Linked DNA regions of Homo sapiens: region 2 is linked to region 1. Evidence: chromatin loops called from intact Hi-C (ENCODE). Cell type or tissue: endothelial cell of umbilical vein. All regions are shown on one strand. Each heading gives the region's core, and the rest is flanking DNA. Links, peaks and the distances in the headings are about the cores only.

Region 1 (14,447 bases), core at 147-8,146:
TTGATTGTGGATGTCTCTCTTCTGCAAGGAATGCTCCACCTCCCATTATTCTCCCAGTTAATTCTTAGCTCTGATGTGAATATTTCACAGGTGGCTATCATAGAAACTGAATTAAGGTATTGTATACTTTCACAGAACCTCTACTTTTCCTTCATGGTGATTTTTAGGGGTTATTACTCTTTGTAGTATGATTATTTGATTATTTGATATTGGTCTTTCTTCTAGATCATAATTCATTCTCTCTCTATATATATATATCTCTCTCTTTCAGCCAAACAACTCAAATTTATTATAGTTCTAGAAGTCAGAAGTCAGACATGCATCTCACTGTGCTAAAATTAAGGCATTAGCAAGGCTGTGTTCCTTTCTGGAGGCTTAGGAGACCATCTGTTTCCTTGTTCTTTCTAGCTTCTAGAGACTGCCTGCATTCCTTGGCTCAAGGCTCCTTCCTATCCCTTCAAAGTCTACAACATCAGGCCTCTCTGATCCTTCTCTGACCACCACATCTCTGACTATTGTCAGGAAAGTTTCTCTACTTTGAATGACTCAAGGGATTGGAATGGGTCCACTCAGATAATCTAGAACAATCTCCCCATCTCAAAGACCACATCTTCTCAATGGGGATGACAGCGCCCCAGAAACAATGAAAATTGGTTCTTGGAGGATGCAAAAATTTTAGATATTACAATGGGTTGCAGCCCGCCAAAGAGCCATAGTACATAAAGAGATATAAAGTACATCTGTGATAATAAAATCTTATGGTGATGAGGGAGAGTTCTGGAATACAATTTCTAAAAGAGCTCCTTAGTGGGATGATAATAAAAAGGTTGTGAAACACCACACTACACTCTAAATTCCATTAGGGCAAAGACTGTGTAGTTTGTTCACCAGCACCGACTAGGTGCTGAGTTATTGTTTGTGAAGTGAATTTCCAATGAGCTCTATAGTTCCCTTGGCCCAGCCTTCTTAGAAATGCATAACTCGTTTTGTTTTTCCTCCCCAAGAGTGTGTATTATACAATGCAGAACCTTTCAGATTTCAGAGGACATTGCAATGTTCAGTAATTTTTCCTTTTCTTTCTGTCTCAATGCTTTGGCTCACCTTCCTTAGACATAACCTTCAAGTCTTTGCTCAAATATCTTCTCAGGAAGGCTTGATTACCCTATTTAAAATTACAGTCACCACTCCAGCCCTGCCCCAGCATTCTCTACCCCCATTTCTGCTTTAATTTTCTCCAAGACACTCAGCATTTTCGTGAACTGTACATTCTACTTATTTATTTGCTCACTGTTTATCTCCCTGTGGGAATGTAAGCTCCATGGTGAGTCTTTTTCCCCCTGTATTATTCACTGCTCTATTCCCAGTGCCTAGAACAGGGGCTGAAACATAATAGGCCTAAAGTAAATTCTATTGACTAAGTGACGACTTAGGAAGTTGTCCAAGGTCAGGATAATAAAGCCAGTAAGAAGCAGTATCCCCTAACTGGAGGCAGATCATGCCAATATTAAGTTAGATAAGTCTGAGTACACATTTCACTTAGGCTAGAAAGGAGGGCAGTGCTGTAAGTAAATTTGTTCAAGTAATGCTTTCCTTGTATGATAAAATAAGGCCACCCCTTTCTTTAAACCAGCAGATGCACATTTTATTACAGCCATTAATGTCAGTCTGTGATACTTCTACAAGGGTTTAAAAATTGCTACAAAGGCTTCCTCTTAGTAATCTACTATTTTATTTTTTGCCTTTTAATCATTTTTACTGAGATGGAACATACATATTGTAAAGCGTGAATATCTTAAGTGTATTTAGCTCAAGGGACTTTACCTATGTGTACACCCATGTAACCACCACTCAGATTAAGATAGAAAATATTCCCAGCCCTCCAGAAGGCACCTGTGTGCCCTTTTCCAGTCAATATCCTCTACCCAGAGGTAGCCTCTATTCTGACTTCTGTGACTGAAGATTAGTATTGCCTGTTCTTTAGCTTTATATAAATGGAATCATAAAGCATGTACTTTCTTTCACTGGTTATCATGTTTGCAAGATTCATCCATACTGTTGCGGAAATTAATTCTTTTTTATTACTGTTTAACATTCCTCTGCATGATTTTATGGGCTAAATTGTATTCCCCCCAAATCACACATTAAAGTCTTAACCCCTAGTACCTCAGGATGTAACCGTATCTGGACATAAGGCCTTTAAAGAAGTAATTAATTTAGAATAAGTTTATTAGGGTTTGCCATAATCCAATATGACTGGTGTCCTTGTAAGAGGATTAAATTAGGACACAAGTACAAAGGGAAGACCCTGTACCTGTGTCCTAATTTAATCTCCCTGTGAAGATACAGGGAGACAGTGGCCATCTACAAGCCAAGGAGAGAAGCCGCAGAAGAAATAAACTCTGCTGATGCCTTCATCTTGGACTTGTAGCCTCCAGAATTATGAGAAAATAAATTCCTGTTGCTTAAGCCACTCAGCCTGTAGTATTTTGTTATGGCACCCTAGCAAACTAATACATATGAATATACTACAATTTGTGATTAGTGTATCCTTTCTAATGTTGATGGACATTTGAGTTAATTTCAGTTTGGGGCTACTATGAATACAACTGCTCTGAACATTCTTGAAGATGTCTTTTTTGAACATAATACAGCCATTCTTTTGAGCATATACCTAGGGGTGGAACTGCTGGTTCCCAGGCTAAGTAAATGTTTAGGTTTAGTACAAGTTGCCAGTTTTCCAAAGTGACTGTATCAATCTGTACACTGGTGTTAAAGCCTAGTATCTGTTTTTGTAAATACTATAATAAAAGATGCTGATTAAATTGATTAAATTCCCTAATGGCTATTTACATTTTATGGCTGCCAGTCAATGTGACAGCAAAGAGACAGCAGTGACTTAGGACTGGAGAAGCTTCTACACATTGATGTTGTGTGCCGTGTCTTTCACTACAAACTAAAAACTAGACCCAGTGACTCTTCTGTGTATTCACCACATGGTTTGTTTTGGACGTATGTCCATGGGTAGCAAACATTCCCAGAAGCTTAAAAGTAGGGTAATTTTTCTTGTCTGCATATCATTTCCTTTCTTCCAAGAACATTCAAGATGCAAGAAATTATTTTAATCACGTGAATGTTCTACCAAATAAAACAGATTTGGGCTCTTTCCTATAACCAAAAGTAATAATAAGAAGGAGGATTCTGAGGTGGTTCATATGGATTCTCAGGGCACAGAATCCAAATCTATGGGGTTGCATTTACGCTACTGTTGTTATTGGCCTTTAAAAAACAGATTATGTTCTGAGTATTTACAGCATTTCATTTATAGAAGTTACCTCTGAGATCTCCCAAGAGATTACTAATGAAGTAACGAAAGGGGGCCAAATACAAATCAACTTTGGTCACCTCACAGTCTCCTCCTCTGTAACACAAGAGACTCAGAAAGCAAAATGGTCCAGAAGAGATAGTGCTGGGTTTGGAGTCAGAAGATCCAGGTTTAATACTAAGATTTGTGCTTACAATGTGTGCTACTGTATAAAGTTGACCCTTTGTATCTGTGGGTTCACATCTGTGGATCAGCCAACTGTGGATCAAAAATATTCAGAAAACAAATTGTGTCTGAACATGTACAGACTTTTTTTCTTCTCATTATTCTCTAAACAATACAGGATAGCAACTATTTACAGAGCATTTACAATGTATCAGAAATTACAAGTAATCTTAGCCTAGTATCTTTCCTAGAATATATGCCAGAGAGCTGTTAGGTATTCTTGTCTAAACAGGTGATTAAGTAACTTGCGGATTTAAAATTCCTTGCTGTAGCTACGTACACCAGCCAAGTTAACGTGGACTTACCTCCATTTTAGTTCTTCCACTCAAGCCACAAATCTACACACAAACACTCAGATTAATTTGAATTTTGAAATACTAATTTATAGCAGGAAAAATGCCCACAGCCCTGAATGTGAAAAGACATTCATGTTAATTATATAGCATAGCCTGGGCTTCTTATTAAGTGAGTAATCCTCAAAATAGGGATTCTCCAAATAATTCTCTACAATAATGAACAGGAAGTCACAACGGCAATGCTAACCTTCTTGTGAAATATAATCACTACCAGATATGTTGTGCCTGACACAACTCCAAGTATTGTATGTGTTTAACAAGGCTTCACAATAACCCTAAGAGGTACCTAAATTATGCTTCATTTGCAAATACAGAGACACTCAAAAAGGTAACTTCATTTGGTCAAGGCCACCCACAAGATTATGAGCTGTTAGGGACAAAATCAAACCTGGGGCTGTGTGACTCCACAGTTCATACTCTTAATTTCTTCACTCTAGTTTCATGCATATAATTTTTTAAAGGCTTACTATCCTGGAAATTACCCCAAAGGTATTTTAGTGGTCGCATACATTTCTGTCTAGAAGCAGCAATACAAAAACATAATGCATCAAGGACACAATCCCTTTTTCTGGGAAATGAACTTACCTTTAACAGAAATGTTGAAGGGCTTTTCCACCATCCCAGCCACTGTGTTCACACTGCAGACCCAAACTCCTGAGTCAGGGGGGAGGATCCGGTGGATGGTGAATATGGCTACTGAGAAATGATCCGTATGGTTAAAGTCTTTTGGCTGAAAAGGTCAAATACAAAAAAATAAAAACTTCTAGGGAGGCATAAACGCAAAGGTCCATAACATTGACCCCATCTCATTGTTTAATAAGAAGTTTCCTAGGAGAGATCAAGAAGCTAAATGTAATGCTAATATAATTATTGGCTTATTTCCAAAGCTATTGTAGTAGCCCTGAAAGTTTATTTTGGATTGATGCCCTGTCAGATCCTGCTGTTGTATTTGTGTGTTTAGGAGTACGGGGTAAACACTTACAAGCAAGACACCTGAAGCATGATTTCTTTTAAACTCCTCCTCATAAGATTTGTTCCTTTCCTATCTAACACAGAGATGGCTGCGTGGGAGGACAAAGTGACTTCCTAAGTGTTTGAGAGGCTGTCAAGTGGGGAGTACTGGAAAAATCCAGGGTTCTGAAGAGAGATGGACCTCTGCCATTTTTTTTTTTTTGAGAGACAACAAAGTCTTGTTCCTTGGCTCAGGCTGGAGTGCAGTTGAGTGATCATAGTTCACTGCAGCCTCAAACTCCTGGCCTTAAGTGATCCCCCCACCTCACCCAAGTAGCTGGGACTACAGGTATATGCCACCATGTCCAGCTAATTCTTTTTTTATTTTTTAAGAGATGGGGTCTTGCTATGTTGCCCAGGCCGGTCTCAAATTTCTGGCCTAAAGTGATCCTCCCACCTCAGGCTTCCAAAGCACTGGGATTGCAGGCATGAGTCACCGTATCTGGCCTCTTTGCCATTTTTGACCAATTCCTTAGTTACTTAACTTCACCCAGCCAGTTCCCACTTCCGCCAAAAAAAAGAGACACTAGGCAATGTTAAGTAAGAAGTTACATATAGTTATGGCCAACCTTACTAAATAGTAGCCATTACTTTCATTAACTCATGAAAAAGCCAATAAGATTTTGGAAGCCATCAATTGGCTTCTTCTACCTGATGGGTTGTTTGAGTGGAATCAGGGACATTGAAACGTGGACCCTAGTAATGGTACATTCTACATATTCCTCCCTCAGAAGGTCACTCATACCTGCCTCTGGTCAAGCTGATTTTGGTCATCTTTGATAGAAAAATAGGATAATAAGTATTTCTAAATTTTTAGATTAAAAAATACATCAATATCCTAAGGATCACTTTCAACACAAGAGAAATTTGGGGTGGCTCCTGTCTCTGCTGCATTTGGTATAGTTGGGAGAGAGAAGGAAAGCATGTTCGAAAAGTAGCTTGATCCTTTTAAACAAAAAATAACTGCTGTGATATTACCTGACCATGGGTGAGCATCAGCAATGAAGGCAAAGGGAAGAGGTGGGTAGAAACCCAATGAATGCATTCAGACCTAAGGGATCCCGTGGATTGTAGTTTCAGAACTGGGGAACTCTCCTCTTCTATGCTCCCCTAAACTGCTGCTCCAAAGAGCGTAATAGGAGTGGACCGGTCATCAAAACTCCATGTCCTGGTTGCACTTGGTAGCACGTAAATCTGCTGATTCATGGGTTGCAACACCACCTTACTCTCCTGATATGAGTAGTTAGAGATATGGGGACACTGCGAGAGCAAAGCTTTGCACAGATTGACACGTACTTCTCCCCATACCAGCTGGACAGTCCTGCAGGATGTGTGCCATCCTTGGCACCCAGCTCTGTCAGTTCCCCAGGAGGCATATTCCCAACCATGCAGAGCAGTACTGGCCAACAGAAGAAATCAGTGAGGCTGCAGTGAGTCAGTTCTGCCTCTCCAGGAATAGGGCATTTTATCAAAGCCAACAACACACTAGCCTAGGAGGATAAAAGCACTGAATGGTATCTATCATTTAGTGGGGTGATTACTACACTGAAGCATCTCATGCTTTAAGAAGGGCAAATTAAGAATGGCTCTTACATGGAGCACTGTCCCATCCGGCTTCACCAGGGTCATTTCTTCATTAGTAGGTAGCGGCCAGCCAGAAGCTTTGCAAATGGGATTAAATTTACCACTGTTTACTTCTATATGATCTGGCAAATCCACTATCTTTGGGGTCATCCTCTGTATGCCTGAAGGAAGAAAACAGCACTGTGAAATCTAATATTTAACAGAGCCAGCAGCAGTAGTAATAATAAAAATAGCTACTTTAGTAAGTCATGCACCGGGCAAGAACTTTGCAAATATTTTACTGTTTTGTCATCACATAAGACACCTGTGATGTGGATGATATTGTGGTCTCCCATTTTATGGATGAGGAGACAGAGGCTCACAGCCCAGATTCAGACTCAGATCTTTATAAATCCAGAGTCCACGCTCTTTGCCATGAGGCTGTGCTCCTTTCATGGACCAGGGAGGAACAGTCTCAATATTAAAATGATTATCATGGCCATATCTCCCCTAGACTTTGCTGTTCAATCCCCCTCTTTCTTTTTACATGAATGATTACAAAAATACAACAAACAAAAAACTAGTTCTTCCTCCACTCATCAAATAACCCCATGGTATTGCTGTTCAACAGCATTGACCTCAGTTTAGATATACGAGAGATGTCTCATTCATTGGGAAGTCTGCAAATAGCAGATAACTAAGAGGAAAAGGTGAATAAAGTTGCTCACAAAAGAAGTACATCAAAGAAGTGAAATATAACTTCCCCAAATCAGTATCCACTCAACAGCCAAATCAAAAATGTTGCTGCCAATATTGAAAGAAGGAAAAATGTCTGTAGTGTCAATAAAGGTAATGGTGTCAGGATTTCTTGCCTAACATCTACACAGTAGAGAATGAATAACCCTGAAATATACCAATTTTATTCTGAACCATAGGGACTCAGGGAACTGTGGACTATTTGTAATTGAATGTGAGACATGTTTGAAAATTGTCCAACACTCAGTAAACAATGTAGGCGATAGAGGTGCCCTCAGAGCAGCAGTAACTACAGACTGTTTCTTATCGGTGGTGGGAAGAGGCGGGGTCAATAATGATATTTTATACTGATATCCTACTTCTCAGGCCTAGAATGAAATGGGTAAAGGTGTGGAGGAGAAGGGAAAGAGGTCTAATACTTACAAGGTTATTCCTTGATATATCTGTAAACTTGGAAAGATTATGGAAAACGTGCCAAGTTTTTCAGCCTAAGTAGCTATTTGAATAGGAATTGAAAAACATGTTTTGACACTTTTAAAGCATTTCTTTCCTTCATCGTCCCCTTGTATTTTCTGAAGCTGGGTGGGGGTGAAGGTGGATGTGCTGGGCTAAAGTGGAATCTGGGAAGGGAGCTACTCTCTGAAAGCCCTAGTGACACCCTGGTTAACCTGTCTTAGATTCTCCCATCAGAATGCACTCCTTTTGCAGCATCAGCAGAAGGGAACAGACGGGAAGGAACAAAGCACAAAATTCAAATCCTTAAACTTGTTAGCTGCCCACGTTCAATACAATCCCCTAGTAGCCCCATGGCATTTCCTTCCCTTTCTAACCACTCCCTGATTCCTGCCCTGTAGTAAAGTCCAGGCTTGGCAAAAGAAGAAAAAATATAAAGTTTAAGGACTTTGAGAAAACACTTACTGGCATCCCACCCCCACTCCCAATATTTGTTCTGATTTCCAAAAGTAACAGAAAAAAAGGCCATAGCTGTATTATTGTGAGTGTAGATTTCACTGGATATGTATTTATTTCAATGGCATTTATATTTATATGATTGAAAAAGCAATACATATTTATTAAGTTTGAAAATACATATGTCTGCTTCTTTTAATTTTAAAAAGTATATTCTACGACAGTGGATAGCAAACATTTTCTGTAAAGAGAGCAAATACAGTCAGCTTTGCAAGCCATGTTTTCTGCCCTTGTAGTACAAAAGCAGCCACAGACGACATACTATAAATGAATGGAGGTGGCTGTGATCCAAAATTTTTTTCTTTATAATAACAGATGGTGAGAAATAAAAAAGGAATGAAGTACTGATACATGCCACAACATAGATAAACCTCAAAAAAGGTGTGGCAAATGAAGCTAGTCACAAATGACGACGTATTATACAATCTTGTTTACAGCATATAAAATGTCAAGAACAGGCAATCTACAGAGACAGAAGATATGGTTGACCCTTGAACAATACAGGCTTCAACTGCATGGGTCCACTGACATGTGGATTTTTTTCAATAAATATATTGGAAAATTTTTTGGAGATTTAGGATAATTTGAAAAAACTCACAGACAAACTGTGTAGCCTAGAAATACCAAAAAAATTAAGAAAAAGGTATGTCATGAAGGCATAAAATATATACAGATACTAGTCTCTGTGTTAATTGACTATGTTATTGGTAAGGCTTCTCGTCAACAGAAGGCTATTAGTAGTTAAGTCTTTGGAGAGTCAAAAATTATATGTAGATTTTCTACTGCGAGAAGGGTCAGTACCCCTAGCCCCCATGTTGTTTAAGGTCAACTGCAAATAAATGGTTGTCAGAAATTAGGATGATTGGAAAATGGAAGTTTCTATTAATGGGTACAAGGTTTGTTTTGGTATGATGAATATGTTGTAAAATTAGATTATGGCAATGATGGCATAGCTCTGTAAATATACTAAAAACCACTGAATTTACATTTTAAAAAGTTGAACATTATAATATAAAAAATGTATCTCTATAAAGCTGTTTAAAAAAAGATAGTGGGCTGGATTTAGTCTGTGGGTTAAAGTTTGCTGACTCCTGCTGAAGAGTAACTTCTGAACTAGAATGACATAAAATTTCATTTTGAGCATAATCTTTTCTATTTGTTTTATTCTTTCTATTGCTTTAAAAATATCCCCTGTCTAAATCCATCCCAAATTGCTCTTTCTCTGTTACGCATGTCCAGGGAAAAGGTTGGTCCTAGAGAAGGGAGCAGAAAAGGTAGGAGAGCTCTCAGCTGGCCAGTCATCACTTAAGCTGCTACAAAGAGCACGTGGTTTATGCCTAGTGCAAAGACAAATAAAGCCTACTATTAGGGTCAGTAGAGCAGAATTAAAATGCTGTGCTTTAGGATTTAGGATAAACTATTCCCAACTTCTGGATGGAAACAAAAGAGGCTTGAGGATCTTAGAATGCCGGCACAAGAATTACACTACCAAAGCTCAGTTCAGACATGCTGAACATGGCCCTGACTACAGTGTTACCTTGCTTTACCTTCTCTCTCACACTGGAGCCCCTGCCATCCTGGAGAGCAGAGACATCCTTGGAAGCGATCACACATCTCCCCATTGTTGCAGCTGCACCTAAGCTTACAATCTGGCCCGTAAAAACCAGGGTGGCATGCTGTAAACAGAGACATCAAAAAACCAGTATTAATCCAGGGGAAGAGAGGAAACTAAGACTGCAGGTGTTTAGTTTTATTTTTCTCTCTAAGCCATCAACTTTGCTGATTTGTGTAAGGTAGGGGGTAATTTATCTGAATTACCAGGAACTTAAAAAGCTGGGGAGTTATGCTTCCAAAAAAAGTTGAATGAGCTCCTATCATGCCAACTTTCTTGTAGGTACAACTACATTTAGAAAATAACTTCCTGAAAGCACTTAAGAGTGGGATAGGAAGAAAAAAGACCTGGAAGATTCTGGAGGGGAATTGAAATTTGGAAGATGGGAATGATGTGTTTCCCAATTTTCAGCTTTTAGCCTAACTGTTAGGTACAGTTGACACCACGTATGGAAGCTACAACTCCAAAGAAAACCTGCAGTCTACTGGCCTGATGCATCAGAGACAGAGTCAGGAAAACCACAGCCACTGGAGAGAGAGGGAAAACCCAGAAAGAGTCAGAGAAAAGTCCCAGATCTTTGGCTGATCCTTGATCCATGCATGCTCAGTATAGACTCAAAGCAGCCCAGCTAAAGATAAAAGAACTAAACTGAGTTTGACCTGATTCCTAACAGTGAGAGTTTGAGGTTTGAATCCTACCAAGTTAATTGCCTGCTAAAACAAAACAAAATCAACATTCCCAAAAGGAATGTATCATATTCCAGAGTCTCCATAATGTAACATTTTCAATGTTCAAGATACAATCCAAAGAAGAAATGGAGAATTAAGGCCCGTTTTTTAAAGGAAAAGAAAATAAATAGAGACCAACTGTGATGACTCAGATGTTGGAATAGACAAGAATTTTAAAACAACTATAATAACTATGCTCAGTAAGGTAAAAGAAGATATGTTCATAACAAATGCAACAATGAGAAACTTCAGCAGGGAAATAGAAACTATTTTTAAAAAGCAAAAGGAATTCTAAAACTGAAAAACACAATATTTGAAATCAAATAATCACTGTATGGACTTAGCAACAGAATGGAGATAACAAAAGAAAGAGTCAATAAACTTGAAGCAACATCAATAGATAGCCCATCTAAAGAAGAAAAGTAGGAAAAAGGTTGGAAAAAAATGATTTTTAATCCTTAGGGACCCAAGAGACAAAACATCTAACACACATGTAACTGGAGGTCCAAGAAGGACCAGAGAGAAAGGGTTAGACAAAATATTTGAAGAAATAATGGTTTAAATTATCCCAATTTGTTGAAATTTACACATTCAAAAATTTGTTAAGCCCTTAGCAGAATAAATATAAAGTAAACTATGCATAGGCACATCATGGTTAAACTGCTAAAAACTAAAAATCAAGATAATTTAAAATGTTAGCTTTTTAAGACTGTTTCTTTATAGTAGAATATTTAAGCCATTCAAATTATGTTTTGATACTTGTAATAAGCTCCTGGGAAGACAGGGTAGAAGCATTATTTTCCCTTGGAGCTCACTAAACCTGCCAGGACAATTCTTAGAATTTGGTACATGGCAAATGGATTCTGTTAACTGGGTGTCCTTATTTTGGTCAACTGTAACATTACTAGAAGGCTTCTAACCAAAAATTAATGCAAAAGCTTGTCTTTTGGGGCTATGATGATTTGTTTTGATTTTGTATTTTATTCACCCAGCTAAAATGCAGTCTTTATTTTTAGTATCAATCACAACTAAGTTATCTACAAATTCAATACAATCACTATCAAAATTGCAATGGTATTTTTCACAGAAATAGAAAAAACGATACTAAAATTTATATTGAACCACAGAAGGCCTAGAATAGCCAAAGCAATATTGAGCAAGAAGAACAAAGCTAGAGACATCACATTACCTGATTTCAAAATATATTACAAAGCTATAGTAATAAAAACAGTATGGTACTGGCATAAAAACACACATATAGACCAACGGAACAGAATTGACAGCCCAGAAATAAATTTACACATTTACAGTTAACAGATTCAACAAAAGTATGAAGAACACACAACAGGGAAAGGATAATCTCTTCAATAAATAGTCCTGGGAAAACTGGATAACCACAAGCAGAAGAATAAAATTAGAACCTCATCTCATTATATTCAAAACTCAAAACAAAATTGACTAAAGACACAACATAAGACCTGAAATTGTAAAACTACTAGAAGAAAACAGACGGGAAAAGCTTCTTGATACTGATCCGGGCAATGATTTTTTTGGATATGACCTCAAAAGCACAGACAACAAAAGCACAAATAGACAAATGTGATTGCATCAAACTAACAAGCTTCTGCACAGCAAAGAAAACAATCAACAGAGTGAAGAAACAATGTATGGAACAAGAGAATGTATTTCCAAAGTATACACCTGATAAGAGGTTAATATCCAGAATATATAAGGAACGCAAACCACTTAATAGCAAGAAAACAACCTGATAAAAAAATGGACAAAGGACCTGAATAGACATCTTTTTTTTTCTTTTTCATTTTTTGAGATGGAGTTTCACTCTTGTTGCCCAGGCTGGAATGCAATGGCATGACCTCAGCTCACCACAACCTCCACCTCCCTGGTTCAAGCGATTCTCCTGCCTCAGCCCCCCAAGTAGCTGGGATTAAAGGCATGCACCACCGTGCCTGACTAATTCTGTATTTTTAGTAGAGACGGGGTTTCTCGTTGTTGGTCAGGCTGGTCTCGAACTCCCAACCTCAGGTGATCCGCCCGCCTTGGCCTCCCAAAGTGCTGGGATTACAGGCATGAGCCATCGTGCCCAGCCGACATCTCTTAAAAGACGACATACAAATGGCCAACAGGTCTATGAAAAATACTCAACCTCACTGATCATCAGGGAAATGAAAATCAAAACCACAATGAGATATCACATCACGCCTGCTAGAATGGCAAGGATGTAGATAATAGGGAACCCTTGTATGCTGTTGGTGGGAATGTAAATTGGTACAGTCATTATGGAAAACAATAAGGAAGTTCTTCAAAACACTCAAAATAGAACTGCCATATGATCCAGCAATCCCATTTCTGGTATATATCCAAGAGAAATGAAATCACTATCTCAAAGAGACATCTGTTTTCTCATGTCCATTGCAGCATTGCTTACAGTAGCCAAAATATGGACTTGACCATTCGTCCATCCATGGATGAATGGATAAAGAAAATGTGGTGTGTACACATATATAATGGCATATTATTCAGCCTTTGAAAAGAAGGAAATCCTGTCATTTGCAACAACACGGATGAACCTGGAGGGCACCATGCTAAGTGAAATAAGCCAGGCATATAAAGACCAATACTGTAAGATCTCTTCTATAAGTGGAATCTGAAAAAGTCAAACTTATAGAAGCAGAGTAGCATAGTGGTTCCCAGGGACTACAGGGTGGAGGAAATGGGGAGATGTTGGTCAAAGGGCAAAAACTTTTAATTACACAGTAGGATAAGTAAGTTCTGGAGTTCTAATAGACAGTGTGGTAGCTAAACTTAATATTACTGTATTGTACACTTGAAATGTGCTGAGCAATTTTAAATGCTCTCACCACACCCACACACACAGATAACTGTGTGAGGTGATGGATATGTTAATTAGCTTAACAGCAGTAATCATTTCACAATGTATAGATATATCAAAATATCACATTTTGCACCTTAACTACATACAATTTTTATTTAGCAATTAGACCTTGATAAAGCTGGAAAAAAACTTAATCACAACTTCTTACTCAAAGCAGATGGTAGAAAGGTTAAGAACTATTAATAAGCATAAAGGAAATCTGACTACTGAAATCAAGTTTCTGTTGGGATGGCAGAAGACCTTAAAATATCATGAAGCCTTGATTTTTTTAGTTTCTAGAATACACTAGAACTTTCTTCCTGGCAAAGTGTTCTGAATGACTTTGAATTATCACATATTTGCACAGTGGAATTCCCCTGTTCTCTTTATTGTCCCCACTATTTGCTTCAAAAATTTCTATTATTGCTTATTTCCTCAGATAGAAACCAGCCCTGATACATAAAACTTGCCAGTGTACAATCTATTGTTGACTATTCTAAATCCTGGACTATTAAAGGAGACCATGTCCTTAAGTAGTTACTGTTAGAAATGTCTCCTTGCTTTCCTACTGCTTTTTGGATGGAATGAACAGGATAGTAATTGTTGAAAGGAGTCTGGAAGAATATTAGAACAGTTCTATTCATAAAATCTTGGTGATTTCTTGAGCCAGGAATGGGCTGAGATGAGTTCATGAAATGTACTCTTATAAACCTGGGCAAGAAACTACCATCAGAGTGAACAGGCAACCTACAAAATGGGAGAAAATTTTCACAACCTACTCATCTGACAAAGGGCTAATATCCAGAATCTACAATGAACACAAACAAATTTACAAGAAAAAAACAAACAACCCCATCAAAAAGTGGGCAAAGGATATGAAGAGACACTTCTCTAAAGAAGACATTTATGCAGCCAAAAGACACATGAAAAAATGCTCATCATCACTGGCCATCAGAGAAATACAAATCAAAACCACAATGAGATACCATCTCACACCAGTTAGAATGGCGAT
Region 2 (17,795 bases), core at 4,868-12,867, 120 kb after region 1:
ACATATTCTACTAATGACCAAACCAGTTCTCCAAGAGTTCTTAACCAGGCCGAACTGGCTGAAATGACAGAAATAGAATTCAGAATATGGACAGGAACAAAGATCACTGAGATTCAGGAGGATGGCAAAACCCAATCCAAGGAAAATAAGCATCACAATAAAGTGATACAGGAGCTGAAGGACAAAATAGTTGGTACAAAAAAGAACATAATGGGTCTGACAGAGCTTAATAACACAAGAATTTTGCAATGCAATCACAACTACAAACAGCAGAATACACCAAGCTAAGGAAAGAATCTCCAAACTTGAAGATCGGTTCTCTGAAATAAGACAGTCGGACAAAAACAAGGAAAAAAAAGAAAGAACAAAACCCCTGAGAGGTATGGGATTATGTAAATAGGCCAAATCTATGAATCACTGGCATCCCTGAAAGGCAGGGGGAGAAAGCAAACAACTTGGAAAATATATTTCAGGATATCATCCATGAAAACTTCCTCAACGTTGCTACAGAGGCCAACAGTCAAATTCAGGAAATACAGAGAACTCCTGCAAGATTCTACACAAGAAAATCATCCCCCAGGAAAATCTGACATAATTGTCAGATTTTCCATGGTCGAAATGAAAGAAAAAATATTAAAGGCAACTGGAGAGAAAGGGCCGGTCACCTACAAACTGATTCCCATCAGGCTAACAGCAGACCTCTCAGCTGAAACCCTACAAGCCAGAAGAGACAGGGAGACTATTTTCAACATTCTTAAAGAAAAAAAATTTCAACCAAGAATTTCATATCCAGCTGTACTAGTCCATTTTCATGCTGCTAATAAAGACATACCCGAGACTGAGCAATTTACAAAAAAAGAGGTTTAGGCCAGGCGTGGTGGCTCACGCCTGTAATCCCAGCACTTTGGGAGGCCAAGGTGGGCGGATCACGAGGTCAGGAGATCAAGACCATCCTGGCTAACATGGTGAAACCCCGTTTCTACTAAAAATACAAAAAATTAGCCAGGCGCAGTGGCAGGCGCCTGTAGTCCCAGCTACTCGGGAGACTGAGGCAGGAGAATGGCGCGAACCCAGGAGGCGGAGCTTGCAGTGAGCCGAGATAGAGCCACTCCAGTCCAGCCTGGGCGAAACAGCGAGACTCCGTCTCAAAAAAAAAAAAAAAAAAAAAAAAAAAAGAGGTGTAATGGACTCACAGTTCCACATGTCTGGGGAGGCCTCACAATCATGGTGGAAGGTGAAAGGCATCTCACATGGTGGCAGTCAAGAGAGAGGAAGAAGTGAAAGCAAAAACCCCTTAGAAAACCATCAGATCTGGTGAGACTTACTTACTACCATGAGAACAGTATGCGGGAAACTACCCCCACGATTCAATTTTACCTCCCACTGGGTCCCTCCCATAACTCATGGGAATTATGGGAGTATAATTCAAGACAAGATTTCGGTGGGGACACAGAGCCAAACCATATCATTCTGCCCCGGCCCCTCCCAAATCTCATGTCCTTATATTTCAAAACTAATCATGCCTTCGCAACAGTCCCCCAGAGTCTTAACTCATTTCAGCATTAACTGAAAAGTCCACAGTCCAAAGTTTAAAGTTTAAAATTTACAGATTTGGGCTGGACATGGTGGCTCACTCCTGTAATCCCAGCACTTTGGGAAGGCAAGGTGGGCAGATCACTTGAGGTCAGGAGCTCAAGTCTGGCCAACATGGCAAAACTCCATCTCTACTAAAAATACAAAAAATTACCTGGGCGTGGTGGCACTCACCTGTAATCCCAGCTACATGAGAGGCTGAGGCAGGAGAATCACTTGAACCTGGGAGGTGGAGGTTGCAGTGAGCCAAGATCGTGCCATTGCACTCCAGCCTGGGTGACAGAGTGAGACTCCATCTCGAAAAATAAAAATTACATATTTGGCTCACATTTGTAGCTCATATTGCACGCACTGTTCTAAATCATAAGGGCAATATTTTTTCCCGTACAATCAGATAGCTTCACTACCAAGTAGATTTGTTTAAATGAGTTGCAGTATACTTACACATTAAAATATCTTTAATTCAAAATATTTTAAAAGCATTATCTATTTAATCAGCATCTTATTCTATAAGAGTAGATCATTATGTCCCCCATGTTCCAAAGGCAGCACACAGAGATTTAAATGACTGACAACTATAGAAGTTGTACAGGTGCTCTAAGTCTATAGCTAGATTAAATTACAATGCCTTCAATTTTACTTTTTTTTTCTTTTTTGAGATGCAGTCTCGCTCTGTTGCCAGGCTGGAGTGCGGTGGCATGATCTCGGCTCAATGCAACCTCCGCCTCCCGGGTTCAAGCGATTGTCCTGCCTCAGGCTCCAGAGTAGCTGAGACTACAGGTGTGCACCACGACGCCCAGCTAATTTTTTTAATTTTTAGTAGAGATGGCGTTTCACCATGTTGGCCAGGATGGTTTTGATCTCTTGACCTCGTGATCCACCTGCCTTGGCCTCCCAAAGTGTTGGGATTACAGGCGCGAGCCACCGCACCCAGCCTCATTTTACTTTTCTTTGCATACTTCCTTTAGAGAAGCAATGGTCATTTTATCTAAAAAACAAAACAAAACAAAACGTTTGTCTAGAAAAAAGCAAATCATTGATCCTGGGAAAGAGGCTTAACATATGGGAGCTTAAATGATGAATCTCAACAGATTTTCCCTCGATGACAGTAAAAGACGAGAAAAACCTGAATCAATTGCTGCAGTTGGCAAAAGCGTTATAACAGAAAAGCTATCGAAATTCTCACCAATTCCGGTACTCCACAAATAACTCTTGCTGAATTATGTTTACAGAAGGGCAAGTTGGTTGGTTTTCACCAATAAATGTGGTCATCTCCCTCTTTTTCTCTCTCTCTCCATATATATATATATATGATATATATGATATATATATCATATATAGCCATCCATATATTCATATATATGTGTCTATATTTTATATATATCCATCCAACCATCCATCGCCAGAGAACCGAAACCTGGACTGTTTTTTAATAAGCTTCAAAAAGCTCCCTTTTCCCACAGCTAACGTTAAACTCAATGGTGAAAAGCTTTTCCTCTAAGAGATCAGGAACAAAACAAGGATGCTCACTCTCATCACTTCTGTTCAACACAGTACTGGAAGTCCTAGCCAGAGTAATTAGGCAAAATAAAAATAAAAATAAAAAGGCATCCATATAGAAAAAGAAGAAATTCAAGAAGTGTCTCTGTTTACTGATGACATGATTTATATATAGAAAACCCTAATTCTCTACAGCTAGTGACAAAATAGAAGCCTATGGAAAATAAGTAGTCTGATCAAATTTTCATTACATAGTTATCCCAATCACAAAGTCACTATCACAATTTGAGATTAGCCTGAGAAATAGGGATCTTTGAGATGATTCCAATAGCCATGGGGTCCCATCATAACCCTGGAAATAGACTCAGGGAAACTGAATGACTTGCTCAAAGTCCTCCAGCTAGCAGGCAAAAGAGGTGCTTCAGATTCAAACTCCTGTGCCCTTTCATATGCTACATTTCCTTGACAACAGTAGTCTCCCCTTAGCTTCGGTTTTGCTTTCCATGGTTTCAGTTACCCAAGGTCAACTGCAGTCCAAAAACATTACATGGAAAATCTCAGAAATAAATAATTCACAGGTTTTACTTTGTGCACCGTTCTGAGTAGTATAATGAAATCTCGCACCATCCTACTCCTTCCCACCCAGGACATGAATCATCCCTTTGTCCAGTGTACCCATGCTGTAGACCTGACCCTCTTGTTAGACACTTCAGTAGCCTCCTCAATTATCCAATTCACTGTCTTATGACAGTGCCTGTGTTCAAACTGCCTTTGTTTTACTTAATAATGGCCCCCAAACACAAGAGTAGTGATGCTGGCAATTCAGATATGTCAAAGAAAAGCCACAAAGTGTTTCCTTTAAGTGAAAAGGTGAAAGTTCTCAAAAAAAAAATTGTATGCTCACATCTACTGTAAGAATGAATCTTCTATGCATGAAATTGTGAAAAAGAAAAGAAATTCATGATAGTTTTGCTGTCACGCCTCATACTGCAAAAGTTATGGCCAGTGTGTAGTAAGTGCTTAGTTACGATGAAAGAGGCCGAAAATATCTAATAATCTGATTTTAAAATGGGCAAAAGATCTGAATAGACATTTTCTCAAAAGAAGACATACAAATAGCCGGCGAGTATATGAAAAAATGCTCAACATCAGAGAAATGCAAATCAAAGCTACAATGAGATACCATCTCACCCTAGTTAAAATTTATCCAAAATACAGGCAATAACAAATGCTGGAGAGGATGTGGAGAAAAGTGAACCCTCATGCACTGTTGGTGCGAATGTAAATTAGTACAGCCACTATGGAGAACAGTATGGAGGTCCCACAAAAAAACTAAAAATAGAAGTACCATATGATACAGCAATCCCATTGCTAGGTAATACCCCCCAAAAATGAAATCAGTGTTTCAAAGAGGTATCTGCATACCCATGTTTATTGCAGCACTATTAACAATAGCCAAGATTTGAAAGAAACCTAAGTGTCCATTAACAGATGAATGGATAAAGAAAATGTGGTACCTATATGCAATGGAGTACTATTCAGCCATAAAACAGAATGAAATCCTGTCATTTGAAACAACATGGATGGAACCAGAGGTCATTATATTAAGTGAAATAAGCAAGGCACAGAAAGATAAACTTTGCATATTCTCACTCATTTGTGGTAGCTAAAAATTAAAACAACTGAACTCATGAAAATAGAGTAGAATGATGGTTACCATAAGTTGGGAAGGGTAGTGAGGGGAGCACGGGTGGGAAATGGGGAGGGTTGATGGATACAAAATATGGTTAGAAAGAATGAATAAGACCTACTATTTGATAGCACAACAGGGTGACTATAGTCAATAATAACTTAATTTTACATTTATTTTTATTATTTATTTTTATTTTTGAGACAGAGTCTTGCTCTGTTGCTTGGGCTGGAGGGCAGTGGCGTGATCTTGGCTCACTGCAACCTCCTCCTCCCAGTTTCAAGCAATTCTCCTGCTTCAGCCTCCCAAGTAGCTGGGATTACAGGCGCCCGCCACCACACCTGGTTAATTTTTTCGTACTTTTAGTAGAGACAGGGTTTCACCGTGTTGGCCAGGCTGGTCTGCATCTCCTGACCTCGTGATCCGCCCACCTTGGCCTCCCAAAGTGCTGGGATTACAGGCGTGAGCCACTGCGCCCAGCCCTGATAAACTCTTTTTAACAATTCTTTTCATCAACAAGCTTAGCAGGTACTGATGCCGCCTGTCTTAATTCCTAAGACAATTAAGAGCTATGGCATCAATGCCTGCTATGCTTGTGATTATTGGAGATGTGGATGGCAGTGCACAGTGAGGTCATGAAGTATTGTTGGAATTAAATATTTGACAAATCAAAGTGTGTGGTTAGGCAAACCCATATTAGACATTCAACCTATGTTCAATGAAAAGGTTCCGGACAGAATTTTAAGGTAAATTTCTTAGAGCCTTTTTTGGTTTGGTTTCTGCTCAAGTGGAGCCCTTTAGACATAATACAGTGGCAAGTGATTTTGTAAGAGGCTTGCTTACCTTATTACCTGACACTCTTCAATTAACTGTTTCTTGAGGTCTTTTTATGAACACCTGTTACCTAACTGGCTACCTCAACTGTGCCATAGGAAAAGGAAACAAGGCAGCTGGACTTTTACAGCTTTTATCCCCTTCTCTGACTTTGATATTTCTGGCAGAAGAAGGAAGTGAGCCAAGGAATGACTTTAAGGGGAGAGGCTCCCAGGAAGATAGGACCAGTTTATAGTAAATGTGCATTTGGCCTTCCGATAAAGGCCATTATAAGGGTAAGAGCTCCAGTACACTGCAGGGATGCAGGCTTCATACATCTATCTATTGTTGGCACTTTTGTTATTTCCTCCCAAAGGGATTCTTGCTTTTCTCTATAGGCTACATAGGAAGTTGAAAAAGCTGGAAAAGCAATTTTCTTTTCCTCTCCTTCTTAACCATTTCCCCTGATCCTCAGACACAAGGTCCCTGCTTTGTCCTTGGCGGGGAGGGACAGGGTTGGGGCTGGCCAAACTCTAAGGCAGCCCTCTCCCCACCCAGTAAACTAAAGTGAGTTCATTTTAACAAGAAGCTAATTAAAGACCTAGAAATGCTTTTAACAATGAAGTATATTTTCCTTTGGTTTAAAAAAAAAATCAGATTGAGCTTATGGATTTTAACAAATATTTTCACCTTCATGTCAATCTGGACTTCCTCTATTAGAGGGAGTTTATCTACTGAAAATGATAACACAGAGAATGAGATAATATTTCAGTTTGGTTAGTTGGCTCAGCTATTGTCTTCTAATCTTAAATGGCCAATTTAATAATAGTTCTTTCTCCACCCTCTGCCAAAAGTAATTTTAATTGATTAAGTCTGCCTTTCTTACATGGTATTACCATATTGTTATCATGTTAAGAATATTGTTTTACAAAATATTTTGAAAGAAAACAGAATTTTGAAAACCTCATTTTATGTTTTTTTTTTTTTTCTCTTGTAGAAAGCTTTCTGTAGTGTGCCTGAGCCTTTTTTTAGGTAGTAGACAACTCAACTTCTGACTCATGCTTTCTCCAAACCCTCTTGTATACTGGACTCCCCAATAAATAAATGGGTATTTCTTTTCCATCCTGTGACATACTTTTTTTTTTAGACGGAGTCTCGCTCTGTCACCCAGGCTGGAGTGCAGTGGCATGATCGCAGCTCACTGCAAGCTCCGCCTCCTGGGTTCTCGCCATTCTCCTGCCTCAGCCTCCCGAGTAGCTGGGACTACAAGCGCCCACCACCACGCCCGGCTAATTTTTTGTATTTTTAGTAGAGACGGGGTTTCACCGTGTTAGTCAGGATGGTCTCGATCTCCTGACCTTGTGATCTGCCCGCCTCGGCCTCCCAAAGTGCTGGGATTACAGGCGTGAGCCACTGCACCCGGCCGACATACTTGTTCTTTATGTGCAACCACTTGACTTGCAGGAGGCTAGAGACAATGAACAAACAATACAGCCTTGGTTACTGAGTAGATTATTCTTACACAGGTTATTCCTATTTCTCTTAAAGTTATGCAGTCAGGTTTTCAGAGCAGCAATTCATTACGATACATTATGAGGAAAAATATTGAGGCAGTAAAGTATGATCTAATATATTCTAAAAATTTGCTTTCGATGTATATGACAAAGCTATAATGAATATTTTTAAAGAGATTTTTAAGAATCAGACTTTGTAATTTTTGATATGAAAACATCTTGCAAATTAAAATATAGCTTCTAATTGCAGTAATGCGGCAGTTTTTTTTAAGTAAAACAAATGAGGTAGTGCACTGTCAGCCTGGTTAACACCAGTGTTGGTGAGAGTGCAGGGAAACAATCAGTTTTGCATACTGCTAATAATGACACCTTTCCCAGGACGATTTGTGTCACACGTCTTGGGTTCTGCATACTCTTTGAACCAATCTTATGAGTTAAGCATTATTATTCCATTTGTAGACGAAGAAACTGAAATTGTGAGACCAGCTTTCCAAGGTCATATAACAAATCAGTGGTGAAGCTGGGATTCACATTTCCAGCTATCTGATCTAAAGCTTACATGTAACCTCTATATCATAAATCTCATTCGATAATGTAGGATTTGTTTTTGAAAGTTTTGCACAATGAAATAATATGCAACAATTTAACATGTTGTACAACAGTATATAATGACATACAAAAATGTGTGCTAAATTACAAATAGCAAATGTAAAATTAAAAACAATATAATTTTAATTTAATTAAAGGTGCATAAATACATAAATAAAACAGATATGTGTGACATAAATATAGATGCGTATCTAAAAAGACTGGTGAGATCACAAGTAACTTACTTTCTTCATTTTATTTATCTGTCTTCCTAAATTATCTACCTTTGTATTAAAAATTGCCTTTTTAAAAATGTTTTTCAGTTATCAAACTGTAAACTTACAATTTTAAGACATAATCTACTTTTATTTCAAAAGTTATACAAAAATGAGACACAATATCAATTTAAAAATAGATTACTACAATTCTCTAGTGGTCCATCTTTATTTCTTCTTACTTTGAGTCTAAACATTATAATTTCCCTAAGGTTGTTTACACTGCAATTGTATAGCAAAAGGAAAGAAGTCTAGAGAAACTGAGCAAGGGAACAGCAAAAACCCCTGGAACTACTACTAACTGGCCTTTCATCTCTGGTGTGAATATGATTACTCCATGCTGTAATCCTCTAAGCAGGCACTGAATTTTGTACCTTAAAATGAGACTATAGTATTGTCCAAACGAGGGGCTCCACAGGAAAAAGAATATCAAGAACTCATGTTTATTTACTGATAAAAGATAAGGATGGGAAAAACAAAGACTTGCTAACTTTCCCATGTTGATCTTCACTAGTAAAACTGCTCAGCATGTTTGTTCAGTCTGCAGCTTCTTTCCATGTGACTTACAAGGTGTTATTTTAGCATGAATGGAACCCCCTGAGTAATGTGACTGACTCAGGAAGAGCCAGTTCATGCAGCTATTAGCCTCCAGTTCTATCCCAGTAAAGAGAATATTCTTGTTGGATTTGTGGAAAGGCTCTCAGAGGAAGGAAGAGAGACATTAGTGAGAATTTCCCTCAGATAAAACATGTTTTAATTTAAAGAAATCCTGCTCAATTATTTGCCCCCCACCAATATTACATATGAATAAATTAGGATGGAAATTGAAAGCCTTGCTTTTTGTCAAGAAATTTTTTTCCTGCCAAATTTCCCATTGTTATAATGCAAACACATATATTTAATGGACAGGCCAATCTTCCTCCTACTTTCTTTCTGCGTAAAGATTGGTTCAGTTCTAGAGTCAAGGACTTAAGAGTTTTTACTACATCCTTTCTGTCAGTTAAAGTAGTAACTGCATATAGTACTTTATTTGAATTTTATTGCATTTCTAAGTATTAAATGTACATCACAGACAATTTTGAAAATACCAAAAAGCCCAAGGAAGATTACAATCACCCATAATCCCACCACTCAGAAAAAAACCCTTATTACTAATAGTAAAAATTACTAAGTTGGTTATTTAAAAGGGTGCAGTAAAATGTCAAGAACACTTAAGTAGAAATCATAAAAAAAAACCTAAGGAAAAAGTAAAGGCATTTAAATTTGCTTTCAAATGAGGAAAACAAAGATTACCTATCCACAAACATGTTTTCCAGATTCCCTTCCTCCTTGGAAGTATCCACGAAATAGAATCAATGTGATTAAGAGACCATAGTAGTCAGTTCTCTTGCCTAAACTCTATGCTCAATCATACCTCTGTTTGTTACTGTATAAAAGATGAATGTTTTTCAGCAGTCGGGTATATCCATAAAGGCTCCTAATCACCAAATTACAGTAATACTTTATGAATGAACGAAGGGCTGCAAACTGTCATCAAAATCTATTACCTGTTTTATCTACTGAATTTCAGATTTCATTCTCTTTAACTGCTAAAAGAGTTTTTTTCCCTTGTGAAATTTTATAAGCACTTTCTGCTACCAATTTCCAATAGAAAACCCCATACAATCACAGCATAAAACAGCTGAGGGTGGCTAAAAAGAGACATACTCAGGAGTCATCTGAAAAAGGCCATAGAGCCACCCAGAGGACTTGAGTAGATGAAATTATTTTAGTGTATGAAGTCTATTTGGTGTACAAAGTCTATTTCTTGGAATGACACATCTCATGTGACCTAGGCTCTGTGAAAGTTAGGGTTTTGTGGACAACTATCTCTGGGAAATGCTTTACAGTATATATTCTTCTTGAGCTTATTATACATTAGCATATTAAGGGTTATGAGCAGTCAAGAAAAAATAAAATAATTCACCTTTGTTTCAGACAACGTTTCCCAAACTTCTTTGACCATGAATCCTTTGGAGGCATAACACTATTAATAACTCAAGATGCTCAGGATTTATGGAACACATTTTATGAATGCTACCTTAATGAATGTCCAGGATCTTCAGCCATATTAGTAATCCAGAGTTCAGCAAACTCAACAATGCTCACTCCTTTATTTAAATGTATATAGACTGAATTTGAATAATTTACCATTATAAATATTTATTTTTAAAAATCAACATATATGAGTAAATTTTAAAGTATGTAAATAATATCTCAATAAAGCTATTTTGGTTTAAGAAATCAATGTGTTGTTTCAGAAATACTGAAAAGTAGAGTTACTTAGTGAACATGATATCAGAGCAAAAACAGGATAGTTTTAAGTAATATTTTATGCTGGCCAAGGTGACTCATTCCTGCACGATAAGAGAAGATACATCTACAGTTAATATAATGTCTTCCAGACTCTATGCCTCTCTCCCAATCCTACCTCTTCTAGCTTTTTTCCCCAAATATTCTGGCTAATGTTTATAAATTAATCTACTTAAGTTCTCCTAATAGTACAAGAGAGTAAATGCATACTGCAGGGTGGCAATGAACAGCAGTAGCCATAGTCCAAAACAGCCCACTATAAATGTAGTCTTTTACCTAATGTTCTTCCAGGTATATATATGTGAAAAAATATTTTAAGAATTGCAAAGATTAAAAGTTTCTAATTCCAAATCTTTAGGTATAACTGCTATATAAAGAATATATGTTATATATTTACCTGTGACATTATATGGTCTAATACACATCAAATATAACCTATTTGAGAAGTAACATTCAAAGCTAAAAATCTCCCTTCTAATCTTACTAATTTTTTCTAGAAGTAAAAATTGACAAGGTTGATCTAAGTGCTAAATCAGAATCATACTCCATGCATCCGTCCTAGAGTTGATACAAGAAAAGCTTATCTCATTTGTTGCCATAGATGGATTATACCAGCTAAATAAATTTCAACGGTCACTTTTAGTTTCTTTATCTCTTGGTTCAAATACAAGTAGCATAAAAAGAAAAGAAGATGGTACTTTTTAATATGCAAACCATTTATTGAACTATTTACTATTTTAAAATATCATTCTTAAAAGAGGCCACAAAAATTATAACATTCAGAAATTTTAGGTAAACTCCAAAAGTAAGCTTTTTTTTTTTTTGGTAGTCAACTTGTACCAAGTTTAGCAGCAAGAGGATACTTCCTTAGAGACTTTCAGTGGACTTAAACTCAGTTTCCGCTGGTGCTATGTAAAGCATCCACGATGGTTTTATTGTACTCTGCAATCTGCTTGGTCACATTTTTCTTAATTGGCTGGTAATCACTCTCTTGACTCTTGGTTGCTATGACTAATTACATGAGTTAAGGGGGAAAACAATGTCAATAAAAATCTAATTGTGCCTGAGAAAGGAACTAAATACTGACATTTTTCATACTGAAGATGGTACAAAAAAGCACAATTAGAATACTTTAAAATACAGTACATCATTTTAACAGATTAAGCATCAATTAAAACCTAAAATGCCAAGCTAAACTTACCGCAAAAAATTCATATACAATATAAACACTTTTTAATACTTAATATGTTATGCATTTTTAATCTAATTCTGGTCTTAGAACAATCTAACGTTCAATGAACTAGTTCCTATATTCAAACACACATACACACATACACATACCACGTTCTCTAGAGTACCACAAATAATTTAAGGCAAATTTCTAGACTTCGCTCTGCTCCAAAATCACCTACTTTATGTTGCACAAAACTCCAGTGTGAGACTTAGAGCATACTGTGAACAAGTCCTCTATTTTTAAACTAAGTTGCACTAACACTGGCAACAGAGTACCTAAAACACCTTATCTGGAGGTAAGATGGGGTCCAGGCTGCTTCTGAGCTGAAGTTCAGCACCACCCTGGGGGAGAACCTATGCTGCCACTGAGTCAGGATCTAGTTCTCCAGGCAGAGACATCCTTGAATGGGTCAAAGAAGGGAATAGGAAACAACTTTTAAGGAAATATCTGTTACAACTTCACAACACATGTTCTCAACAGCTGCTTGCTGCCTCCTGTAATCAAACTAAAAGTAAACAATAAGATGAGACATAAGTATCATCTTTGTAGACATATAATGGAGTTGAAATGGCTAAAACATGGATGAGCTTGGAAGTCAAACTTCTCAGGATCTTACTTAGTTTACCTCCCTTTGCTGCCCAGATATTCAAGGTAGAACCATATAAACAACAAACAACTATATATTATATATTATGTACATATATATATATATATATACTTGTGGATATATATAACTATATGGTTATATATAATTCTCCCAACACTATGAGAAGGTAATATTAACTATATTTTAGAGATTTTAGAGATGATACAATTCTGGGGCCGAGAGCAGTGGCTCATGTCTCTAATCCCAGCACTTGAGCAGGCCGAGGTGGGATTGAGCCTAGGAGTTTGAGACCAGCCTGGCTAAGTTGGCGAGACCCCTGTCTCTAAACAAAAGAGAAATTCTTGCCATGTTTATCAGAAGATTTACTGATAATGTTTAACTTTACCCAAGCCCTGTGATCCCGGAAAACTGAATCTTAAGAGATGATACAGTTCTAGCTTGAACAGATTAAATTGTCCAGTTTGTAACTTACAAGCAGTAGAGTTGACATTTAAAATTGGATCGCCCAACTCCAAAATCTGGGCACTTAATCACTATGCCACATTAAGTCTTTGTACTCCTTTTTTGGCAACTCCCAAAATCTGCTTTCTATTAGTTACTTGAGGGCACGTGCGTGCGCACACACACACACACACACACACACCTCTTAACTACTGTAGAATTGAAACAGTCATATTCATTTAATTTGGCCCAGGGTTTTGTACATATCTGGTATTTAATAAGTAGGTGTTGAACTAAATTTGAGTCTTTAAAAAAATTCCTAGAAAAAAATAACTCAGTCAATTTCATTTTCAGCTTTTTTTTTTTTTTTTTTTTTTTTTTTTTTGAGATGGAGTCTTGCTCTGTCGCCCAGGCTGGAGTGCAGTGGTGCCATCTCGGCTCACTGAGAGCTCCACCTCCCGGTTTCACGCCATTCTCCTGCCTCAGCCTCCCAAGTAGGTGGGATTGCAGGCACCCGCCACCACGCCCGGCTATGTTTTTTTTGTATTTTTTAGTAGAGATGGGGTTTCACCGTGTTAGCCAGGGTGGTCTCAATCTCCTGACCTTGTGGCCCACCTGCCTCGGCCTCCCAAAGTGTTGGGACTATAGGCATGAGCCACCGCACCCGGCCCCATTTTCAGCTTTTTAAAGGATACATTCTTTCATCGCAAAATTATTTTGCTCAAGGTGTTGCCACTTTCTCTCCAAATTTGTAAGCTAAAAACATAAAAGAAAAATATTAATTAGGACCCATATTTAAAACAATTAAATGCCTTTCTAAGAGGATAAGACAAAAAAAATCTCTCCAACTTTAAATCTTATCAACTTACATTTTATTGAGATAAAGCCACGGTAGAAAAAAAAAGATTAAATAATAGTAAATATATTAATACAGTGATGAATCCTATAACATGTTTTACTCTATATATTTATTTTAATTATATTTTAAATGTTTATTATACCAATGAACATGCCAACTGAAAGACAATTTATGATTTTCCTTTCCCTAAAAAAACTTTTAAAAGAAAAATGGGACATGATGGGAATCTCTTCTTAAAATCTGGAAGTCTAATGCCACAAATATAATACATATTCAAACACTGTCAAAGGTTCAGCCATATAGGAGAAACTTCCTTATTTCCAGGGCTAAATTTCCTGTGTAATTCCACAAGCTGTGATAAGAGCAGAGCTGCAGTGTGAAGATTATAAGAGAGCTGGTAAAAAGCTGGCACTGTTACAATAATTTCTGCATCAACAGGAAGCTAATGTGGATATTATATTGATGGTTGCTTCCTCAGAAGACAATTTTACTGTTATAGAATTATATTGTTTTTCTGATTTAATTAACCTTGTAACTCTGGTTATGGTCTTTCTTTTTTAAGATGCACATAGTTTTTTCCAAAGCAAAGGACCATTTGAAAATTGAAATGCTAAAATTATGTTCCACCTGGACATTTCAAAGAAGTAATGATTATTTTTAAAAATACAATAATTGAAGCAACAGTGGAAATGTTTCTATCCTCATGTTAAAATAATTTTCAGGGCGTAAATTCAGGCTTGATGTAGATCCATCTCATTGTTTCCTCCAAAGAGATAAATCTAGATATTAGAATGAATCATAGCTAATTAATTATGTGAACTGTATGTGCTGTGAGCTGGTATTACTAATCACATCAATCTCCCCCAGACAGGACCTTGAAGTTAAGATGGACTTAAGGAAGCAGTCAGCAGTTTCTGGCAGTAAATTTCTAATAACCTTCAGCAAAGTCAAGTACCAGACTTTTTTGTCATTGTTTCATACAAACAGGTGGCCTTCTTATAATGCATCAGACCTGTTAAGTGCTACAGGAATGGTATAAAAGCAATGCTGTGTCAGATGGTCAAATTCCTTTTACATTATACCTCTATATTATTGACTCCTTTAAACCTCCAAGGACATCATGAAGCAAAAATTCATTTTGAAAATCTGTTTTTCCCTAACTAGTTTAAATAATCTGTTACATAAAATTCTTTAGAGATGCCAAAAGCCAGTTTTCAAGAAGATAATTGTGAAAGATAGGAAGACCAGGATTTGACTTAATCAGTTGGGATTCACAAAAGATGACAAATAACACAGAGAAGGATTCGAAATTGTGGCTTATGTTATGATTTCCAGTTATCAATACATGGAGTTAAAATTAGCAATTAATGTGGGGATAAACAAGTTAACCACTCACTGGCTCTAAGAAATGGTGTTTTTCAAGTGCTTTCCACCTTAAATCATCTATTCAGTGAATGAGGAGGGCTAATATTCCATAAGAAGTATCAGTATTTTTTTCCAAGAATTGCTGAAGACAATGACCTCCCAAACTTTGTCTTGTTTCTTCCCCAGCACTCATCCTCACTCTAAACAACCTAAGAAAATTGTGTCAATTATAAGTCTATATCTAGGTTTCCATATGAAGTAGAACAGAATAACTGGTAAATTTGAATTATGTAAATTAGTGATTTCTAAGCTTTTAGTAGTTGTAGCAAGCTTTCATGAGATTCTACCCTTTTCAAAAAGAATGTAAGGTGTATGTTGTTTTCAAATGGTACATCCATACAATGAAATAGCTAATGCTATAGAAATGTCACCAAAGGCCGAGTGTGGTGGCTCACACCTGCAATCCCAGCACTTTGGGAGGCCGAGGCAGGTGGATGACCTAAGGTCAGGAGTTCGAGACCAGCCTGGCCAACAAGGTGAAACCCTGTCTCTACTAAAAACACAAAAAAATTAGACAGGCGTGGTGGCTGGCGCCTACAATCCCAGCTACTTGGGAGGCTGAGGCAGGAGAATTGCTTGAACCCAGGAGGTGGAGGTTGCAGTAAGCCAAGATCACACCACTGCACTCCAGCCTGGGTGACAAGAGCAAAACTTCGTCTCAAAAAGAAAAAAAAGGCTAAGCACAGTGGCTCATGCCTGTGATCCCAGCACTTTGGGAGGCTGAGGCAGGAGGACAGTTTGAGGCCAGGAGTTCAAGACTAGCCAGGGCAATACAGCAAGACCCTGTCTCTATAAAAAATAATAAAAATTGGCTGAGCATGGTGGTCTGTGCCTGTAGTCCTAGCTACTCAGTGGCTGAGGCAGGAGGATCGGTTGAGTCCAGGAGCTCCAGGTTGCAGTGAGCTACAATTATGTCACTACACTCTACCCTGGGCAACACAGTGAGACTCTGTTTGAAAAAAAAAAAAAGAAGGCTGAAAAAAGTTAAGAAAATGTTGAAAGACTGTATGAATAGCATGGTTTTATTTTTTGTAAAAACAATATGGATGTATGATTGCAAAGGATGAAAATACTACAAGGATATGGCACCAAAATGTTAACAACGGTTGTACCTATGTAGTGGAAAATCAAATGACATCATTTTTATTTTGCTCTATCATGATCACATAACCATATGAAGAAAAAGAGAGTTTTGTTTTTTTTTTGAGACAGAGTCTCGCTCTGTCACCCAGGCTGGAGTGCAGTGGCGCGATCTCAGCTTACTGCAAGCTCCGCCTCTCAGGTTCAAGCCATTCTCCTGCCTCAGCCTCCCGAGTAGCTGGGACTACAGGCACCCGCCACCACTCCTGGCTAATTTTTTGTATTTTTAGTAGAGACGGGGTTTCACCGTTGTTAGCCAGGATGGTCTTGATCTCCTGACCTCGTGATCCGCCCACCTCAGCCTCCCAAAGTGCTGGGATTACAGGCGTGAACCACCGTGCCTGGCCAAAAGAGGGAATTTTTAATGCATTTAGGGTTTTAAACCATGTGTGCAAATTTCTAATATAGACTAATTAGATATAAGAATGATCAATTTTTTTCAGACCGTAGTTATTGACTTTGTACATGACACATAATGCTTCATTCAATCATTCAACAAATAATTGCTGAGTACCTACTATGTGCCAACCAATACCACAGGGCAAGGAATAAAGTAAACGAGACAGACATTGTCTCTGTCCCGTCAGAGCTCTCAATCTAGACCTCACACACTGTTCAAGTAATTATCAGCAAGATGAGTGATATGAAAAGGGGGCTGCAGGTATATATATCTACGCATCCTATGTAAATAATTGGAGATATGAATTAAGAAGTTCAAGGATACCTGGATTGCTCTTTATAGCATTATTTCAATGGTTTTAAAACTAGAAATTACCTAAATATCCAACGAAAGGGAATTGGTTCAATATATTATGCGACATCCATGCACTAGAATATCATTAAGCTATTAATATTTTTTAAAAGTCAATATATATATTGACAAGGGAAAGTACTTATGATGTATAGTTAATCATGAAAAACAAGCTCCTAAATGATATGTACAATATGGCACAATTTCTATAAATGCATAGAAATAAATGTGTACCTAAGTATATGCATAAATATGTGTATACACATATCTATCTATCTATCTATCTATCTATCTATCTATCTATCTATCTATCCATTGACTAAAAGAACCCACACTAAAGCAACAATAAGCATTCTCTCTTCTGGGTGGTGGGGTACTAATCATTAGAATTTATTTTATTTGTGATTTTATGGATTTTTAGTTTCTGTATTAGTAATGTTTCACTTCCAAAATTTTTAAAATATACTACCCCATATATCTTAACAGTTGTGCCCAAGACAGTATCTAACAGAGTTGGCTTTCAATATAGGTTTATGGAAGGTAAGAAAGCAGGAGTCCATTCATTCTGAATGAAGACTGTACAGAATCTGGCTGTCTTAAAAGTCAGAAAATCTAGAAGGTATATAAAGCAAATTTTAAAATAAAAAATTGATTGTTTTGGGGTGAAAATATAGACTAAGACAATTTCAAAGTCATTTAAAACATTTTTTACCTGAGAATGTGTCTCATTTTCTTGCAATTGTGTTTTTAGTGCCTCATACTCTATGTTTTGCTTCTCCATTATTTTCTTAAAGGCATTTCTGTGGGTTGATAATATCATTCTCTCCTGATGTAATTTCTAGAAAGATCCAAATAGAAGTGACAGGTTATAGAAAATATGTAGTAAGCCAATATAAATCATATTTAACTTAATTTCAATAACTATATTCTGGTAAAATTATATCAAGGCTATAACTACTCTAAAACCCGTTTGTAAAAATATCCTTTGAACTATAAGCTATGTTAACATTATC

What was found. Peaks named below come from ENCODE experiments on the same cell type or tissue, not always from the same donor. Only the 100,000 strongest peaks of a DNase experiment are listed, where the experiment ranks them.
Region 2: a loop joins it to region 1, with 6 times the contacts of the local background. A loop is called at or near these places in 2 of 110 quality-filtered maps.

What each region holds. Positions count from the first base shown.
Region 1 is chr9:27,175,671-27,190,117 of GRCh38, reverse strand. It overlaps TEK (TEK receptor tyrosine kinase), which reads right to left. Exons shown (of 23, transcript NM_000459.5): 7 at 9,750-9,878; 8 at 6,508-6,659; 9 at 4,489-4,633. Among named protein-coding and RNA genes, the nearest start is that of TEK, 74 kb to the right of the region's middle. In endothelial cell of umbilical vein, for the core only: no CTCF peak of the experiment used is centred there; DNase peaks (open chromatin) are centred at 4,817, 7,517 and 7,867; H3K27ac peaks cover 1,176 bases.
Region 2 is chr9:27,056,159-27,073,953 of GRCh38, reverse strand. IFT74 (intraflagellar transport 74) reads right to left here. Exons shown (of 20, transcript NM_025103.4): 18 at 17,495-17,620; 19 at 13,303-13,363; 20 at 7,820-11,336. The coding sequence ends at 11,218. Among named protein-coding and RNA genes, the nearest start is that of TEK, 44 kb to the left of the region's middle. RefSeq lists a silencer at 8,409-8,703. In endothelial cell of umbilical vein, for the core only: no CTCF peak of the experiment used is centred there; a DNase peak (open chromatin) is centred at 8,543; H3K27ac peaks cover 555 bases.